Linked DNA regions of Homo sapiens: all the other regions are linked to region 1. A link is a contact called in ENCODE Hi-C data. All regions are on one chromosome and are shown on one strand. Each heading gives the region's core, a stretch centred on a gene start or an enhancer-like site at or near the end of the contact. The rest is flanking DNA. Distances are from core to core; before and after follow the strand shown.

Region 1 (4,777 bases), core at 1-2,500:
TGAGATGCTCTCTTCAGTGTGGAAAGATGGGGGAAGAGGAACGTTTAGCAACACAGGAGGTAGATGGTCAAAAAAGCAACTACATGCCTTAAGAAAAAAGTTGGAACAATGATTCCTACAGTCTTTAGGTCACTAAAGACCTTTAATGTCCTCTCACTGGTTAAATTCAAGCAACACACACACATTTTAAAAATTAATGATTCCTATTACGTGTGAATAAACCTGAACTTTTTTTTTGTTTTAGTGAACATAATTTACACTGGCAAAATCGTCCCCAATCCTCCATATCAAATGAGTATAGAGGTGGGTGGGTGAGCTCAAAGGTCTTTTGCCCCTGTAGTTAAAAGCCTAAAGAAGTCTTCTGATCACTGTGGCTGATAGTAATACATCTCAGTATTAATACAGACAAGTGACTACCTGTAATACAGGTCTTCGAAACATGGCTTCTATTTTCTTTTCTTACAGTCTAATCTTTAGGCTTTTCCTGAAGGAAAAAAACAAAATAAGAAAAAAACATTACCTCTTATGGCAAAAGTACAACTCACCAGTCCTAAATTCCTAACTATATTCATAATTTTTATGCACTCCAATTTTGTGACCACAACGTACCAACATTCCTGCACATCTGATGAGGATTCCTTCCTCCCTCCCAAATAAACTCACACCTGTATGTCTTTTTGGTCCCAAATAACTTCCTCTTCCTCCAACCCATCGACAAAATTTTGATTCTGAGTTAATCCCACTTCCAATCCACTGTCTTCTCAAATTTCATTACTATGCAAGCTCCCTTAGAGCAGAGATTTGTATCTGCTTTATTCACTGCCATTTTCTAAACTTCTAAAAAAGTTCTTAATGCATAGTAAGGCCTCCATAAATATTAGCATCACCAAGGGACTTATATCTGAAACCTGTTACTGAAAAATTACTGCCTTCATCTCCGTTAACAAAGACCAAGCAGCGTAGAGACCCCCGGGCTAGCCAGCCACACCATAGGGAGAGGTGGACACCCTTTACCGAAGATGGCGCCACCACCTGAAAACCGAGGAGAACTGGAAGGAAATCACGCGGTCCTCCGCACGACTGATGAAAGGGCCAGACACCTACACAGAAACACCTCCCGACCCACGCAGGATCACGCGCAGCCAAAACACACGACTCCAGCACTTCCTTCGCGCTGGCTATCCCTTCCTCCCTCACCTGACGATCTAACCCGAGCAGCCCAGCCACGCAGGGGATCACTTCCGGCGCACAGGGAACGCAAAGCTCGCCAGAGGAAAAAGGAAACAGAAACTCCGCAACTTGCGCCTTGGAAATACTGCCGGCTAGCGCTGCGGGAAACGGCTCCCCTTAACTCTGAAGTTCCGCGATCTTCTCTTTGTGCGCGGGCGGATGGATCAACGCCGCCAAGTGGTGAGTTTGGAAGGTTTCAAGTTTAGAAGGTTTCAAGTTTAGAAGGTTTCAAGTTTGGAAAGAAATGAAATTATGTGATGAGGTTTCTAACTGGGCCCAGGAGGGGGCGAGGTAGGCAAAACAGAGACTAGCTCTGCCTGGAGGGAAAAAAAAGCAACATTTGTGACCAGCCTAGGCGACATAGTGAGACCTGTCTCTACAAAAAATATATAATTAGCTGGGCGTGGTGGCGCGCGCCTGTGGTCCAAGCTTCTCCGGAGGCTGAGGTCGGGGGATCGCCTGAGCCCTGGAGGTCGTTGCTGCATTGAGCCGTGAACGCACCACTGCATTCCAGCCTGGGCAACAGAGCGAACTCTATCTCAAAACAAAACAAAACAAAACAAGAAAAAGAAAAAAAGAAGAAAATTAAAAAAAAAAAGAAAGAAAAAGAACGTCCCAGGTCTGTTGAAGCACTAAGAAAAGCAGAAAAAGAAAGGGGAGCCAGGGAAGGGCTGGCAGGCTGTGCAATTTAAGGGAGCACCAGAAAAACTGGCAATCAAATAATATATTAATGTAATATTTTAAAAAGTAAAAATTAATGCAGGAAATCCGGGAGGAACAAAATAAGAGTCATGTGTACCTTAACAACAGGGTAAGGTCTGAGGATTGCGTCATTAGGCGATTTTGTTGCTGTACGAACACCACAGAATGTACTTTGACGACCTAGATGGTGGAGCCTGGACACACCTCGGCTCTGTGGTGTGGCCTGCTGCTTCCAGGCTGCAAACCTGACAGCATGGGGCTGTACTGAATACCGCAGACCATTGTAATTCATGGTAAGTATCTGTGTGTCTAAACATATGTAAACATGGAAAAGGTACAGTACAAATGCGGTATAAAAGATAAAAATGGCACACCTGTATGGGGCGCTTACCATGAATGGAGCTTGCGGAACTGGAAGTTGCTGTGGGTGAGTAAATGAGTGAGTGGTGGCCCAACATGAAGGTCTAGGACATTATTGTACCCACTAAACACTTCATAAACACTGTACACTTAGGCTACACTCAGTTTATAAAAAATACTTTTCTTCCTTTAATAAACTTTCACTCACTATAACTTTATAAATCTTCCAAATTTTTTTACGTTTTAACTGTTTTGTAATAACAATTAGCTTAAAACACACACTGTACCACTGTACAAAAATATTTTTCTTATATCCTTATTCTACAAGCTTTTTTCTACCTTTGCTTTTTTTCTTTTTTTTTTTAACTTTTTAGCCATTTTTTAAAAAAACTAAGACATAAACACACACATTAGCCTAGGCCTACACAGGGTCATTATGATCAATCTCAGCCTTCCACTTCCACATCTTGTCCCACTGGAAGGTTTTCAGAAGCAGTGACACACAGGGAGCTGTCATCTCCTATAACAGTGTCTTCTTCTGGAATCCCTCCTGAAGGACCTGCCTGAGGCTGTTTTACAGTTAACTTTTAAAAAATAAGTTAAATAATAATATAATAAAAAGTATAGTAAATACATAAACCAGTGACATAGTCATTATTAATATCAAGTAACACATGAGTAATACATTGCATTCTGATGTTTTAGCAGGTATGATGTCACTAGACGATAGGAATTTTTCAACTCCATTGTAATCTTATGGGACCACCTTTGTATATGCACTGTTGTATATGCAGTCTTTTTCCAAAACATCATTATGAAGTGCATGACTGTATTAAAATTTTAACTGAATACAGGATCCAAGCCAGACTGGAGCCTGAGGCACAAGGAAGAATATGCACCCCTGTGTATATGTGTACTTATGTATTTTTAAAAATTGGGGCTAGGAAGGTTAGTGGGGGGCTGGAGGGAAGGTGGGGATGGTTAATGGGTACAAAAAAATAGAACGAATAAGACCTACTATTTTCGATGGCACAATAGGTTGACTATAGTCAATAATTACTTAACTGTACATTTTAAAATAAGAGTGTTATTGGATTGTGTGTAACTCAAAGGATAAATTAAGATGATACCCCATCCCCCATGATGTGCTTATTTGACGTTGCATACCTGTATCAAAATATCTCATGTACTCCATAAATATATACACTTCCTTTGAACCCACAAAAATTAAAAATAAAGACAAAAACAAAAAAAAATGTTTAATTAAAAAAATTTTGGCCAGGTCCAGTAGCTCATGTTTGTAATCCCAGCACTTTGGGAGGTTGAGGGGGTGGATCACTTGAGCCCAGGAGTTCAAGATCAGCTTGAGCAACATGGCAAAACCCTGTCTCTGTAAAAAATACAAAAATTAGCCAGGCAGCCGGGCGCCGTGGCTCACGCCCATAATCCCAGCACTTTGGGAGGCCAAGGCGGGCCGATCACGAGGTCAGGAGATCGAGACCATCCCGGCTAACACGGTGAAACCCCGTCTCTACCTAAAAATACAAAAAATTAGCTGGGCGTGGTAGTGGGTGCCTGTAGTCCCAACTACTAGGGAGGCTGAGGCAGGAGAATGTCGAGAGCCCGGGAGACGGAGCTTGCAGTGAGCTGAGATCGTGCCCCTGCACTCCAGCCTGGGCAACAGTGCGAGACTCCGTCTCAAAAAAAAAAAAAAAAAATTAGCCAGGCATAGTGGTATGTGCTTATAATCCCAGCTACTGAAGTGGGAGGATCGCTTGAGCCTGGGAAGTTGAGGCTTCAGTGAGCCATGATCACACCACTGCACTCCAGCCTGTGCAACAGAGTGAGAGACCCTGTCTCAAAAAATATATATATGTGTGTATATATATATGTGTATATATATCAATATGTATGAATGAAATATGTGTGTATATATATCTCAATATATATACACATATATATTTTTGAGACGGTATATATATATCATCACACAAAATATATGTATGTATATATGTGTATATATATCAATATATATGTATATGTGTTATATATCAATATATATACACATATATTTCCAGAACATTAAAGTAGTTGAAGAAGTATTGAAAATTTTTAAAGTAGATATTGTAACAAGAAAAACCCAGAATTGCATTAATAAAAACCTTCCCCCAAACTGAGAGGAAGCCGAGAAACCAAAGATTGACCCAGACAAGTCCAGCTTGGCGAGTAGAGGAGTTTATCAGGACTTACATACAAGGCACTCCTGGATGGCAGCATGACAGCTGTAGAGATCCGCCTGGCCTCCCATCCCTAAGCTACTTGTAAGCTAATTTTCTGGCTTTTAGCCTACTGTGTGTGATGGAGCTGTTTTCTTTGGTAGGTTCTCAGATATTCTCTGGGATGTTTGGCTTCTCAAACAGCTGCTCTTTGGCTGGTCACCTTGGCCTTGCCACATGGCCTTCAGGATTCAGGCAGTGGACATACA
Region 2 (4,382 bases), core at 705-3,204, 7.3 Mb before region 1:
TCTCCATTCTGACCCTCAACACAGTGCTGTTTGTACCCATAACAAAATTGAGTGAAAAATTTAGGGATAAAGAGAAAGGAGCTTTCCAACTTGATAAAGTTCTGTTTTGTTGAATGAACTTCTATAGCTATACCCTAAATGCTTTCAAAAAGAACATTGTTACTTTAATGTCACAAGATATATGTGTGTTTATACACATATACAGACAGCACTTCAAGAGCCTTCTTCCTATCTTTGTATCAACAAAAGGCCAGTGAAATTGTGTTTCTCCCACCACTGAGCAAATGGGGTCCTCATTCCTCTCAGTTTAACAGTGTCATAGGAAACAAGAAGAAAGATGAGAACTCTGACTTGTCTTTTTGAAGAACAGGTCTATCTTTAACATGATATTAAGGCTGGGCACGGTGGCTCACACCTGTAATCCCAGCACTTTGGGAGGCCGAGGTGGGTGGATCACTTGAGGTCGGTCAGGAGTTTGAGACCAGCCAGGCCAACGTGGTGAAACCCTGTCTCTACTAAAAATATAAAAATTAGCAGGGAGTGGTGGCGGGCGCCTGTGGTCCCACCTACCCGGGAGGCTGAGACAGTAGAATCACTTGAACCCAGGAGGCGGAGGTTGCAGTGAGAGGAGATGGCGCCACTGCATTCCAGCTTGGGTGACAGAGCAAGACTCTTGTCTCAAAAAATAAAATAACATGATACCGAACTGTCTGGTGGCCCACATTCATAGCACTCTAATAAATCAGTGTGTACAGTTGCATAATGTTCTGCCCTACAAAATTGACCAGGAACCATCAGATTAATAGGCATTCAACAAAAAAATTAAGTATTTTTAATTGCTAAGGTCTGTGAGTTATCCCTTTTTTCTTCCTCACGTAATAATCTGCACACACGAGAAAATATTCCTGAACTTGAGTTTCTATTTTTTTTCTTTTCCCTATTTGCCTTCTCAAACTCCCAGGTGTTAAAAAAAAGTCTCAAACTTAATGCACATTACAGGCTTCTTTTCTGACATACAAAAATCGTCATCTTAACCTAGTTTTCTTCTCCAAAGTGGTCAAGAGGGAAAACCTCAAGCTTTTATTCAGATCTATGTAAACCACTAGATTGCCTATCTGGTATTTCCTTTTGCAGAAAATCACTAGAAAACTAAATAAGACGAGGCAAAGTTTAGACAAGAATCTGATGGCTTGTTTCTCCGAGATGCAACCTTGGAGAGAGGCTTCCCCAGATTCTAGTCTGGATTCACTTTACTGCATGCTCTTCCCCGCTCTCTAGCTCAATACTCCGGAGAGAAATGAAACTTTTATTTGCTCGAGCAGAAAAAGAAATTAAGAAGGCCACGAACATGCAGCGGACTTGGAGCCCCTTTCTAGCAACAAACAGGCTCGTGCTCCTCCGCCCGCGTTGGTCTCCAGCTTCCCAGAGCCCCGGCGGGTTGCGAGGACCGCCCTGCTCGCCACTGCTCCCCACCGCTCCGGTACCGACACGTGTTCTTACTGCCAAGTTCGGCCGCAGGATGCTGAGCCGAGCCCCGCCCCGCTCCACATTTCCCAGGCTCCGCCTCTCCTGCCCCGCCCCCGGCACCGATTGCCAATAGCGCCCCGAGGCGTAGCCAGGTCCCGCACTCCCCGTGCCCGGCCCGCCGCCTTTGTTCTCCCCCGCTCTCCCTCTTGGCCTGTGCGCTCCCGGCAAACCGAGTGGCAGCCGCTGATTGGTGGTTGTGGCGCAGCCAATCAGAAGGGGGCACCTCACGTTAGGGCTCGGAGTTTTAAACGCGCAGCCGAGGGCCGCGCGCAGGAGTAGGGAGGGCCTAGGGCGGCGGAGCCGACTCGTCGCGGCCGAGGCGCGCGCGGTCCGTGCCGGCGTCAGTCTGGGATTGGCCGGCCCGCGACTTCCTCCGCCCCCTGCCAATCGCCGGGGACGACTTCCGTGGGTTTTTCCGGCTCCCCCGCGTCGCTAAGGAGCGACGGGCTGTCGGCCAGACCCCGAGTTCTCGGTGCGCTCAGCGGCCGCCGACGCTAGGAGGCCGCGCTCCGCCCCCGCTACCATGAGGCCCCGGAAAGCCTTCCTGCTCCTGCTGCTCTTGGGGCTGGTGCAGCTGCTGGCCGTGGCGGGTGCCGAGGGCCCGGACGAGGGTGAGCGGCAAGCGCGCCGCGGGTCGGGCTGTGCTTGCGGGGGCTGCAGAGCTGTGCGGGGGCCTGGGCCCTGCGACCCCGGCGGGCGGGCTTCCGCGCGGTCAGCTCCAGAACTAGTGATGGGCGCCGAGCCCGGGGTAAACTTGGCGGAGTTGAAGGGGCGGGGGCGGTGGCTGTGGCAGTGGCAGGATCGATTTGGGGTTCCCGGGAGAGGAAGGTGGCCGGGGTCTCTTGGGCTCCGACGCCCTGGAAGACCCCTGTCACCCGAGGCTGGGAGAGGGCTGCAGAGCGCCTTTTTTGCAGCTGGGTCCTTCGCCTTAATTTACAGATTTTCGTCAGGTCCAGGCTAACTCCAGGCGAACGCGCCCAGGCAGTGGGAAGGGAGAGGGAGAGCCACTGGAGAGAAGGGGCGAGGGCGTGAAGAAACAAGTGCGAGTTCTTTGGAACAGCAAGCATTCCTTTTCAAAATGTGGTCTGTAGATTTGGAAATGATTAATCCATAGATTCTGGAGAAAGGGATGGCTTGGTTTGCACCTTTGAGAAACTAGAGATACCATTCCTTCTGCATTTAGCATTTACTGTGTGCCAGTCCCTGTACTGGGTTCTGGGAGGAAAAGATTGTGAGTGTGGTCCCTGCCCATGAAGCGCGTACTCCAGTAGGAATAGTAACAACTACTTCATGGTCCCTGCATTTTTCTTCGAAGTGAGCTAGCTGCAGACATAAGAACTCTGAAGATTAGGAAGTGCTAATTAAGGAAAAGTTGTTATTCCTAGAGAATAAGGCATCCAGGTACTGGTCTTTACCTTCTTCCTCTCTGCCCTTACTTTTAATCACTAGCTTTTTAACCTTCTGAGTTTGTTCTAATATAAATATACACTCTTTGATAATGTTAGTGTGTAGGGAAATCGTGAACTTTATACTCTTTCAAACAGATTGAGTAACTTCTGCGTGGGTCACTGATTCAAAAAGAGTCTTTGCCCAAATAGAAAAGGAAGTAAAAACCCACACTCGGCGAGAAAAACACCTGCCGAAAGGAATCCGATAGCGGGACTGCTTACAAATTGTGTCTTGAGACCTTTACCCAAATCATGTTTGTTTAAATAGTGTTTATTTAAATACAGATACCCAAAATACACTGAAGCAGAATGCAGGGGTGGGCCCCGGAATCTGCGTTTTAAGTCAGTTTTCCCTTGAGACATAGAATTAACTTCGGGAGGCACAGTGAAAGTTGAGGACCAGTGTGGGTGGAAGATGCTTTTTGGAACATAGCGGAAAAGCATATAGCACTGTCTTGGTTTTGATCCAGTGATTCTGTTTTTGGGGGGATTCTTGAGAGGCCTGGGAGAGTGGCTTTAGGAGCTGTTAGGACCAGCAAGTTTATCCTTCCGGTCAGAGGTCTTTAACACAGAAGAGTCCCTGGGAAGCAGTTGCTCCTAGGGTGAGCCTAGGAATCCCAGGGGTCATCATGGCCAAGGGCAGGCCTCCTGGGACTTCTAGCTCCGTTTTTTTTTTTTTTTTTCCTAGATAAGGTTACGCATTGTTGCCCAGGCTTGAGTGCACTGTCCTGATCATGGCTTACTTAAGCCTCAAACTCCTGGGCTCATGGGATCCTCCTGCCTCAGCCTCCCGAGGAGCTGGGACTGTAGGTGCTTGCCAACACGCCTGGCTGTTTTTTTTTTCTGGCTCTGTCGCCCAGGCTGGAGTGCAGTGACGCGATCTCAGCTCACCACAACCTCTGCTTCCCGAGTTCAAGTGATTCTCCTTTCTCCACCTCCCTAGTAGCTGGGACCACAGGCACGTGCCACCACACCCAGCTAATTTTTTGTATTTTTCAGTAGAGACGGGGTTTCACCGTGTTAACCGGGATGGTCTCGATCTCCTGACCCCGTGATCCGCCTGACTTGGCCTCCCAAAGTGCTGAGATTACAGGAGTGAGCCACCGTGCCCAGCCTGGCTATTTTTTTTCTTTTTTTGGTAGAGATGGGGTCTCACTATGTTGCCCAGGCTGGCCTCAAGCAATCCTCCATCCTTAAACTCCCAGTGTTTGGGATTACTGGCGTGAGCCACGGTGTGGGCTTACCTTGACCCTTTCTCATCCCTGAGGGCATCCCTCGGCCATTCACTGTCAAAACCTGTCATAGATTCACTGATAACTTGTCCAACAGATTTATTTCAAGTCTGCACTACCTCACCCCTCAAGTGTTTCAAGTCTCGAGGCTTTTTTTTTTCTTTTTGCTTCTGTT
Region 3 (4,291 bases), core at 162-2,661, 6.2 Mb after region 1:
CACGTTAAGCATATCTAATTGGGAAGGAAGGACCGCAATATTAAGCATGTAACTTCATTACTAACCTTCTAATATATACGTCTAATATCATAAAATGAATTAGGTTGTGCTTAAGCAGTAGCACTAAGTAGTTTAAGCACCTAAGACTGACTTAGATCATTAGATGTTTAACTCTGGGGACATTACGTAACTATTTGAAGCCTCTATTTCCAAATCTGTAAAACGGAGTATGTAACAGTAACTACTCCAAAGGTGTATAAACGGGAACTGAATGAGATAAGCACGATAATAAGTGCAATGCTGGGATATAGTATGTGTTCAGTAAACATAGCCTTCATTATAATTTATCATAGCTTTTCTGAAATGATTTGATTTACAAAACAGATTTAGACAACTTTTCAAGAATATCAGTCCTGTGGAAAATAGAACCAATACTTTAAAAAAGAGTCCTTTTAAGTGAGATTCTCACAAGCATTTACCACACAGATATACTCTTAATCTTGCCCGCGAACTTCAGAGCATCTCAATCGAGGCATTAACATTCTAGGCACCAAATTATTTTTCCGGACTGCTCTGACCATGAAGGACTTTCTGCATCCTTGCCCCGCCTACTATGCGACAGCAGTGTACCCCAGGAAATATGACAATCAAAATGCACTCACTCATTCAAACACCACTGGAGGGCGGTACGGCCCGAATTGAGAATCACCGAAAGAGGATCCACCCCAAATCTTCCAGAGTTCCTTTACTACCTTCTAGATTCAATTCCACCCCGAAAATCTACAGCTCCAAAGGTACAAGAACATCCAGGGCCTAACCACATCCGCAGGGTTAGAAGACGTCTGCTGAAGCCCCGCCACCCTCTTCCTGACCACCTTTCAGATGGCCGACTTCATAATAGGGAGTATTCGCTGCCTGCAAGATCTCCCACCCTATAAGGAACTCCGACGCCTACTTTCAGCCTCTGCTCATGGCTGGAAAATATCTCGGGTCCTCTGGCTTCACTGTGGAAGACCTGATGCGTATTCCAGCGAAATCGGGACCACAGACGCACAGTGAAACTTGGGGGTGAGGGGGACCAGACTCAGCCCTGGGCTGTGAGAGATTACACACCTGGGTCCAGCGGCCCAAGCCTCACTGCCTGGAATCTCAAACCCCAACTCGAGGGCTGGAGCCGCAGCACCGACGCGCGCCATTCAAACTGGGGAGGGGTGGGACTCTAGGCCCAGAATTAGGGAAAAGCAGGCACCGCACATAAGTGGGGTCCTAGACTCCGAGAAACCTCACGGTCTCGTCTCTCCATGAAGACCTGGTTATCGCTCAGCTCAATCGTCTTTCTGTCTGGCCACACTTACCCGAATTTACCGCCAAAGGCGTCGCCATCTTAGAGGCGCACTAACAGAGCCCTTCTGCCGCATGGAGGCCCCGGGAAAGGGTGAGGCTGACCTGAGCGAAGCCTGAACAAAAAGGCACCACACTGTCCCCTCCACGCTGGGCCGTCCCAGGCGTACAAAAGGCTCCAGAATCTGCTCTGGGTCACAAACATCAATTTTCATTGGGATTATTCCCATTCAAATAAGGCGAGGGCAACCACTTCAGAGACACGAGGTCCTCGATCCGACGTTCATCGTGTAGTGCATCCTGGGACTTGTAGTTTCTAATGATGAGTTGGTTAAGTGGAGAGGAAAAAGTAAAGTGGAATAGAAAAAGATATTCTGAGAGTAGTTATTAAAATGACGCCCATTTATGACATTATAAAAGCCGTAAATTCAAATCATTATCTCCGCTTCAAGTTAAATCTTCCTTACAGTGGGGAGTGAAGTAAGGTATGAAGTGTCTACACCTCAAAAAGCCACTGACCGGTTACAAACTAAGTTTCCGTGACATTTCAGTTTACCAAATATATTCTGTCAACATAGTTGCGTAGAGCGAAACAAATCATAATTTTTAATTATAAAATTTTCAAACGGATACAAAATTAGAATAGCAAACACTCAGCATCAATAACGTGGCCAATTTCCCACCACGGCAGCCCCAACCCACCCTTACCACCCCAACACCCTCCCCTCCCCACCCCCCGCCCCCGATTAGTTTGAAACAGATTCCAGACATATCGTTTCATAATCACCAAGTATTTTTCTACCTGAGCACCCAAAGTAGCTGAACTCTTTCTTCAGCTGTTAAATTTTAGTTTGCTGATTTTCAAACTAAAATGTAAATAATCATTGCTATTTACAGCTATGTATTAAGAAAAATTTTATAGCCATTATCTCATTTAATCCCTGCAAACCATTCTATTGGGAAAATGATATGATTATAACTATTTATGTCAGAGACGCTCCATGTGCCTTACAATCTCATTGTATTAACTCTCCATCATTCCCATTTCACTGTTGGAAATCAGAATCAAATAATTTAGACAAAAGCATAGAGTATGTTAAGAATATCCAGAACTGGCAGGGCGCAGTGGCTTATGCCTGTAATCCCAGCACTTTGGGAGGCCAAGGCAGGCGATCACTTAAGGTCAAGTGTTTGAGACCAGCCTGGCCAGGAAGGTGAAACCCCGTCTCTACTAAAAATACAAAAATTAGCCAGGCATGGCGGCACGCACCTGTAACCCCAGCTGTTCGGAAGGCTGAGGCAGGAGAATCCCTTGAACCCGGGAGGTGGAGGTTGCAGTGAGCTGAGATCATACCACTGCACTCCAGCCTAGGCAACAGAGTGAGTGAGACTCCATTTAAAAAAAAAAAGAATATCCAGAACAGAACATTTATTCTTTTGAACAAATAATATCAAGTGACACAATGTACATTAGGTTTGAAACACAAAAATCACTGGTGATTTTTTCTAAAAGTCATTGATATATAGAGACAAATGCCAAACTACGATTAAAGTGGTTTTAAGGAGTGAAGTGGGGAAGAGAGAAAGTAAACGCAAAGGAATTTTTCAAGAAGTTTATCATGAAACTGAGAAGAATACTGAGCAGGAACTTGACAGGAAGCGGCATTCAAAGATTTCTCTCTCAGCACAGCTATTACAAGCCTTTCCCTCTCCACATGCACTTTTTAAGCCCACACGCTTCCCTCTCAGTAGATAACTTTGCTTTCTATAAAGTAACTCTTTAAATTCCAGCAACTCCTCTTCACCTGTCATTACACTTTACAAGCATTCTCTCACAGGCTTCTTCAATTCGTAGCAATTGGGATATTGCCATCATAAGCCCCTCTAAAACTGCGCTTGGTATGTTTACCAGTTATCAGTCATCAAATTCCATGGGCACTTTTCTGAATTATGATAGTTATAGGCCGGGTGCAGTGGCGCACGCCGGTAATCCTAGCACTATGGGACGCTGAGGTGGGAGAATCACCTGAGGTCAAGAGTTCGAGACCAGCCTGGCCAACATGGTGAAACCTTGTCTCTACTAAAAATACAAAATTAGCTGGGCGTGGTGACAGGACTCCTGTAATCCCAGCTACTTGGGAGACTAAGGCAGGAGAATCGCTTGAACCCCAGAGGCAGAGGTTGCAGTGAGCCGAGATCGCACCATTGCACTCCAGCCTGGGTAACAGAGTAAAAACTCTGCCTCAAAAAAAAAAAAAGAAAAAGAAAAGAAAAAGAAAGAAACAAAATTATATTATCCTGTGGCTACTGGGGCACCAATGATACTGGTTTTCCTCCTCTTTCCAGTTCTTTTTTAGTGTTTTACGTGGACTTCTCTTCCTCTTCTACCCACTAAATCTAGCTCTTCCCCTATAGTCATCTCTAGTTTCTGTCCTTTTCATTCTACATGCTTTCTGTGGGACATCTTATGGTTTCTTACTACCACCTGCTTGCTGATGAATTCTGTGTTTGTATCTCTAGTCCAGTCCTCTCTCTTGAGCTTCATATTTGTAGAACCAACTCTCTACTTCATATCTGTATTGATTGCCACACAGGCGTTTCAAAACCAACATGTCTGAAACGTAAATGATCACTTTTCCCCTAAAACTCTGCCACCTGTATCCCCACCCAGTTGCCAAAATCGGAAACCTGGGATTCTTTCTGTATTCTTCCTTCAATTGTCAAATCCTGTTCATTCTACCTCACAAATATTTCTGGAACCCTTTTCCTCTTCTCTGCTTTCTATGCCATTGTTCAAGTCTCATCTTCTTAAACTTGGTATTTTGCAATAGCCTTCTCATTTGTCTTTCTTATTTCCATCTGATCTTCCTTTCATGGACTCCTAAGGTGATTTTTATTTTTTATTTTATTTTATTAATTTATTTCAAGACACAGTTTCACTCTGTCGCTG
Region 4 (4,424 bases), core at 1,649-4,148, 6.8 Mb after region 1:
CTATATTATTCAATCTGACTTTTTAGTTTCCTCATCTTCTTTTTTATCCATTCAAAGTTTTATGCTAAACAAAAACTATATGAATAGGTTCAAACCTGTTAAAAGTGCACACCGATGAAGATCTTCACTTACAAATTTCATGAACATATCCTCATCCTAAAATAAGAATTTAAAAATATTTCTCTTTTAAAAACCAACAGTTTTCAAATCCAGAATTTTTTTACATCTATTTTAGTACTTGGGATTGAGTATATGTCTTTAACCTTTAATAAACGAGAAAATTAAAGGATTATTATCAGCTACTGGTCTCAATGCACCCAACACTTCAAATATCCTGAAACCTTAAAGTTTGCATCTTTCATTCCTCCTCTTCCACTGGGTGTGGTCATAATAATGACTTTATGGAAGGAATAAAGTTTAAAGATTCTTGATAAACCCGGGAAAACTATTTAAATTAAGAATAAAATTGGCCGGGCGTGGCGGCTCATGCCTGTAATCCCAGCACTTTGGGAGGCCAAGGCGGGTGGATCACCTGAGGTCAGAAGTTTGAGACCAGCCTGGCTAACATGGTGAAACCCCGTTTCTACTAAAAATACAAAAAAAATTAGCCAGGCATGGTGGCACATGCCTGTAATCCCAGCTACTCGGGTGGCTGAGGCAGAATCGTTTGAACCCAGGAGGCAGAGGTTGCAGTGAGCCGAGATCGCGCCATTGCACTCCAGCTTGAGCAACAAGAGCGATCTCAAACTCTGGCTCAAGAAAAAAAAAAAAATTAAATTAACAAAAAGAAAAACACAGAAAGCCATAAATCCTTTAAATAGCTAAAGTAAGCTTTAAGAGCTTATTTCGGGACATTAGTTTACATACATAATTTATACTTTAATAAAATTTGAAGGAAATCTCGCAGCCTATGTAGTAGAAAAAGACTAAAGAATTTTAAATACTACGTTTTTCCCCCTTTTTCTTCTTCCATGTCTCTTCCTTTATGACATCAGAGCCACAATAAACTGTTATGGTGATACACAATAAGGTTAGAACACGGTGGTTCTACTATGATTCATACTACGATGTAACACAATCCAATCAGCACATAGAAGAAAATAAGTGGACATCAATCCTAAAACTAAAACCCTACTAATAATTTCATATACAAATTTTAATAAAACCTAGAAGAATCTTAGCTAAAATATTTTCTCAAAAAAAATACAAATATAGTTTCTCTTTCTAGACAGGGCATAGTGTTCCCAGTGATAGCTTAGCTTTTTCAGCCAAATTATTTCCCAACTTCAATGACAATAATTTAAACATCCAATTGATTTTTATATCCAATTGATTTTATAATATTTTAATTGGGGATTTATATAATACAAATTTTATCTCCAAGTAAAATAAAGTTGAGAAAAACATACCGATTCATCTTCATCACTGATTGTTCTGTCTGAATAGTCTTCCTTTTCTGAATCTTCTGACATCTTTTCCAGTGTTTGACTTGAGATTTCTTGTAATATACGGGTAGGCTGTAAAACAATTTCTAAGGAAATTATATGACAGCTTTTCTTTTCAAGCTGTAGGTGTTTACTACATTAAATGAGTACTCAAAAATATATTCAATTGTATTTAACAGTCACAACAGTCTTCTCTAAAAACTAATTAGAATACAACTAATAAAACCTTCAATTTCAAAGAGTTAAAGGAATTTTCCATGACTATACGAGACAACAACCACAATAAGACAAATCAAGCAAATCATTTAATTAAAAGGAATTTCCAGAGTATACAGCCAAATCATTCACATTTTATATTTACAATTAAATACTACACAGCAAGTTCAGAATGATCCTGAGGCATTAAAAGATAATGAATTTAAAAATTATAGTCACTTACTGAAATGTAGCAATATAATTTTAAGTTTTCTCCTTGATTTTCACTTGACCAAAAGTTCAAGTGACAAGACTTTACATTTTGATTATTATTCTGTAGATACTGTCTGTTCTAATATTCATTTATATTATTCTTATTCTTAGAAATCTAAATAGCTACCAGAAGGTTGTATTGGTAATGACCATTACCATTCTATGCAAGTATCTTCCCATGTGGGTAATATCAAGACCAGGGAATAATCGAAATTTCTTGTCAAGTTCCCATCGTTCTTGAGAGACCAAAGGACTCGACAATTTCAAATCTATTAGTTTACGCCCCTCTCTACAGGAAGCGTGTTTTGGAGCGTGGACTACATATAAGTTAAGTCCAAGCTCTATGGCAAATCACTGCCAATGCCACGGAACCGACTGTCTCATAGATGACACCTTCAGTCCTAAGAAACTGAAGTTTCTGCCTGGGCATCACAACTCCACATTTGGAAAATCCGACTGGCCTAAATTCCATTCCTTACAGGTGCACACAGGGCGCACGAAGTGCTGACCTGCTGCGGATACAGCTCTGGTCTCAGGAAACGGCCCTTATCCACCGGCGCTCCGCGGGTGTCTTCCACCACTGCGGAGGAGGGGCAGATGCGGGCGCGTCCACGCTTAGCCGCGTCCCGACAGTACCAAGGCGTTTTTGGCGGGAAGCACGATGAGGCCACAACTCCGGGCGGCCGAGTTCCTTCCCGCACTCACTCCTGGACACCTTGGTGTGGGGAGGCGCTCATTTTCCGGGGCGCGCTCGCTTCCCGCAGGGGGCGCCCCGCCTTACTTCTGCATACCTCACCGTCCTGTCGGGGCCGGCACCTCGCTCCCACGCGAGTCCTCTGGCCAGGCCAGTCGTCGCTTCCGTGCGGGGAGAATATCTCGGGATCTCGCGATCTCGCGGAGAACCCGGTATCCAGCCGCTAGAAGTAACGCCACTGCTGGAGATCCGCAGCCCCAGCCACACTCCCAACTCTCGTCATCAGGCAACGGGTCCGCCCTCGCGAGACTTCGGACAGCCTTCGGAGATCACCTAGCAACCAGCTCGGAGGAAAGGAGCCTGCGTAGGTTTTGGCTCCAGGAAGAGGGATCCCAGAGGATGCCGGGAACTCGGGGTGGGCCGCAGGGCGGTCAGAGAGGCTCTCAGAGAGGCTTTGGGGTCTGTCGGGAGAATTTAGGAGTGGGGAAGACCGGGCAGCTATTTATTCCCAGTGGTCTGCACTTCGGCTGTTGCCTCAGAGGAGGCAGTAGAGCATGCTGGTTAGGACTGTGCTTTGGAGCCCACCTGACTTTTAACAGTGTGACATTGAACAAATTAATTACCTGGACTTCATGGGTACAATACTTGTAACTACTACTTGGAGATGTTAGAATATTAAAAAGTACGTTGGTCTTGATTTTTTACAGACTGAGTTCCATTCTACACAATTGTGCGATTAATTCGCTTATTCGATTCTGGAAAATGAGGCTTTTCTCCTTAAATACTAAATGGAGAGTCATAGATGAACTAGGGTGAATTCTCAAAATTATCAGCTCAGAGATTCTTTATAGCAATCGTCAGCTAGCATATTTAACACTGTTTTCCTGATGACTGCAAATCACTATATGTAGTCTCATTTAGTTAACAGACGTTATTCATGAACATCCCATATTGATTTTTTCCCTCATCTTTAGCTCTACAGGGTAAGGTAATCTATTTGGAAAAGTTTTCCAAGTACAGCTGAAAAAAAGTCTAGATTTTGATGATATAAGAATGTAAATAAACACTTTTCACAAAGCGTTATATGTCATGAGATTCGTGATATTGTAGAAATGGAGATAATAAATGGTAGCAAGTTTGAAAGTAGAATAAAGGGCAAAGCACTATGGCTTAAGCATGGAAATGGGTTAACATAATCTCTTTGTATTTTGTAAGTATCTGAAAATAGGTGTTTTTGAGGTCAGCAGTTTAAAAGTATGAACCTTCCAGATTAGACCTTGGCCAGAGAATATTAATAGAGTATATCTTAGATCAACCTCTTGAAAAGTAGCTCTTATAGTTGAAGCTTGTTTTATGCCATACATAAATCACTAAAGGTGACATGCACAGAGAAATCTTTATTTATGTAATCTGTTTTTCTGTTGGATTTTAGTCATGGCTGCAAGCCATAGGATGTCAGCTGTACAAGGTAAAACTGAGAAATGGTCTAACCAGGTTATATAAGAAATTAATGGCAGGGCTGAGAGACTTAAGTCTCGTGATTTTTAGTCCAAATAGTTATATTATCACATACCAAGTAGTCCATGGGAAGAAAAATGATCTTAATGCATAATTTTAAAAACTTAGGATTTTTTTTTTTTTTTTGAGACAGAATCTCACTTGCTCTGTCGCCCAGGCTGGAGTGCTGTGGTGCAATCTCAGCTCACTGCAACCTCTGCCTTTGGGGTTCAGGTGATTCTCATGCATCCTGACTAGCTGGGACTACAGGCACGTGCCACCACTAATTTTTGTATTTTTTAGTAGAGACGTGGTGTCAC

The links. A loop is a pair of places that touch in the nucleus more often than their neighbours do. Pooled maps may share reads with other maps.
Region 2: a loop to region 1 is called in a pooled map, with 9 times the contacts of the local background. The contact joins the promoter of PDIA4 here to the promoter of SSBP1 in region 1. A Hi-C loop is called at or near these places in 4 of 50 pooled maps.
Region 3: a map of CD8-positive, alpha-beta T cell shows a loop between it and region 1 (21-fold over the local background). The contact joins the promoter of NUP205 here to the promoter of SSBP1 in region 1. A Hi-C loop is called at or near these places in 2 of 168 maps with a recorded cell type or tissue (CD8-positive, alpha-beta T cell and naive thymus-derived CD4-positive, alpha-beta T cell) and 9 of 50 pooled maps.
Region 4: a loop to region 1 is called in a pooled map, with 7 times the contacts of the local background. The contact joins the promoter of AGBL3 here to the promoter of SSBP1 in region 1. A Hi-C loop is called at or near these places in 7 of 50 pooled maps.

What each region holds. Positions count from the first base shown.
Region 1 is chr7:141,734,831-141,739,607 of GRCh38, reverse strand. SSBP1 (single stranded DNA binding protein 1) reads right to left here and starts at 1,250. Exons shown (of 7, transcript NM_003143.3): 1 at 1,198-1,250; 2 at 418-484. The coding sequence starts at 441. It overlaps WEE2-AS1 (WEE2 antisense RNA 1), which reads left to right and starts at 1,566. Exons shown (of 4, transcript NR_199841.1): 1 at 1,566-2,225. RefSeq lists an enhancer at 1,348-2,233.
Region 2 is chr7:149,026,077-149,030,458 of GRCh38, reverse strand. PDIA4 (protein disulfide isomerase family A member 4) reads left to right here and starts at 1,954. Exons shown (of 10, transcript NM_004911.5): 1 at 1,954-2,138. The coding sequence starts at 2,051. RefSeq lists silencers at 1,462-2,041, 2,112-2,181, 2,272-2,321 and enhancers at 1,646-2,239, 2,240-2,834.
Region 3 is chr7:135,555,037-135,559,327 of GRCh38, reverse strand. NUP205 (nucleoporin 205) reads right to left here and starts at 1,411. Exons shown (of 43, transcript NM_015135.3): 1 at 1,356-1,411. The coding sequence starts at 1,383. RefSeq lists enhancers at 701-820, 891-950, 1,011-1,060, 1,441-1,570.
Region 4 is chr7:134,984,982-134,989,405 of GRCh38, reverse strand. It overlaps AGBL3 (AGBL carboxypeptidase 3), which reads right to left and starts at 2,898. Exons shown (of 17, transcript NM_178563.4): 1 at 2,705-2,898; 2 at 1,410-1,531; 3 at 96-156. The coding sequence starts at 1,472. RefSeq lists enhancers at 2,207-2,466, 2,547-2,686, 2,697-2,996.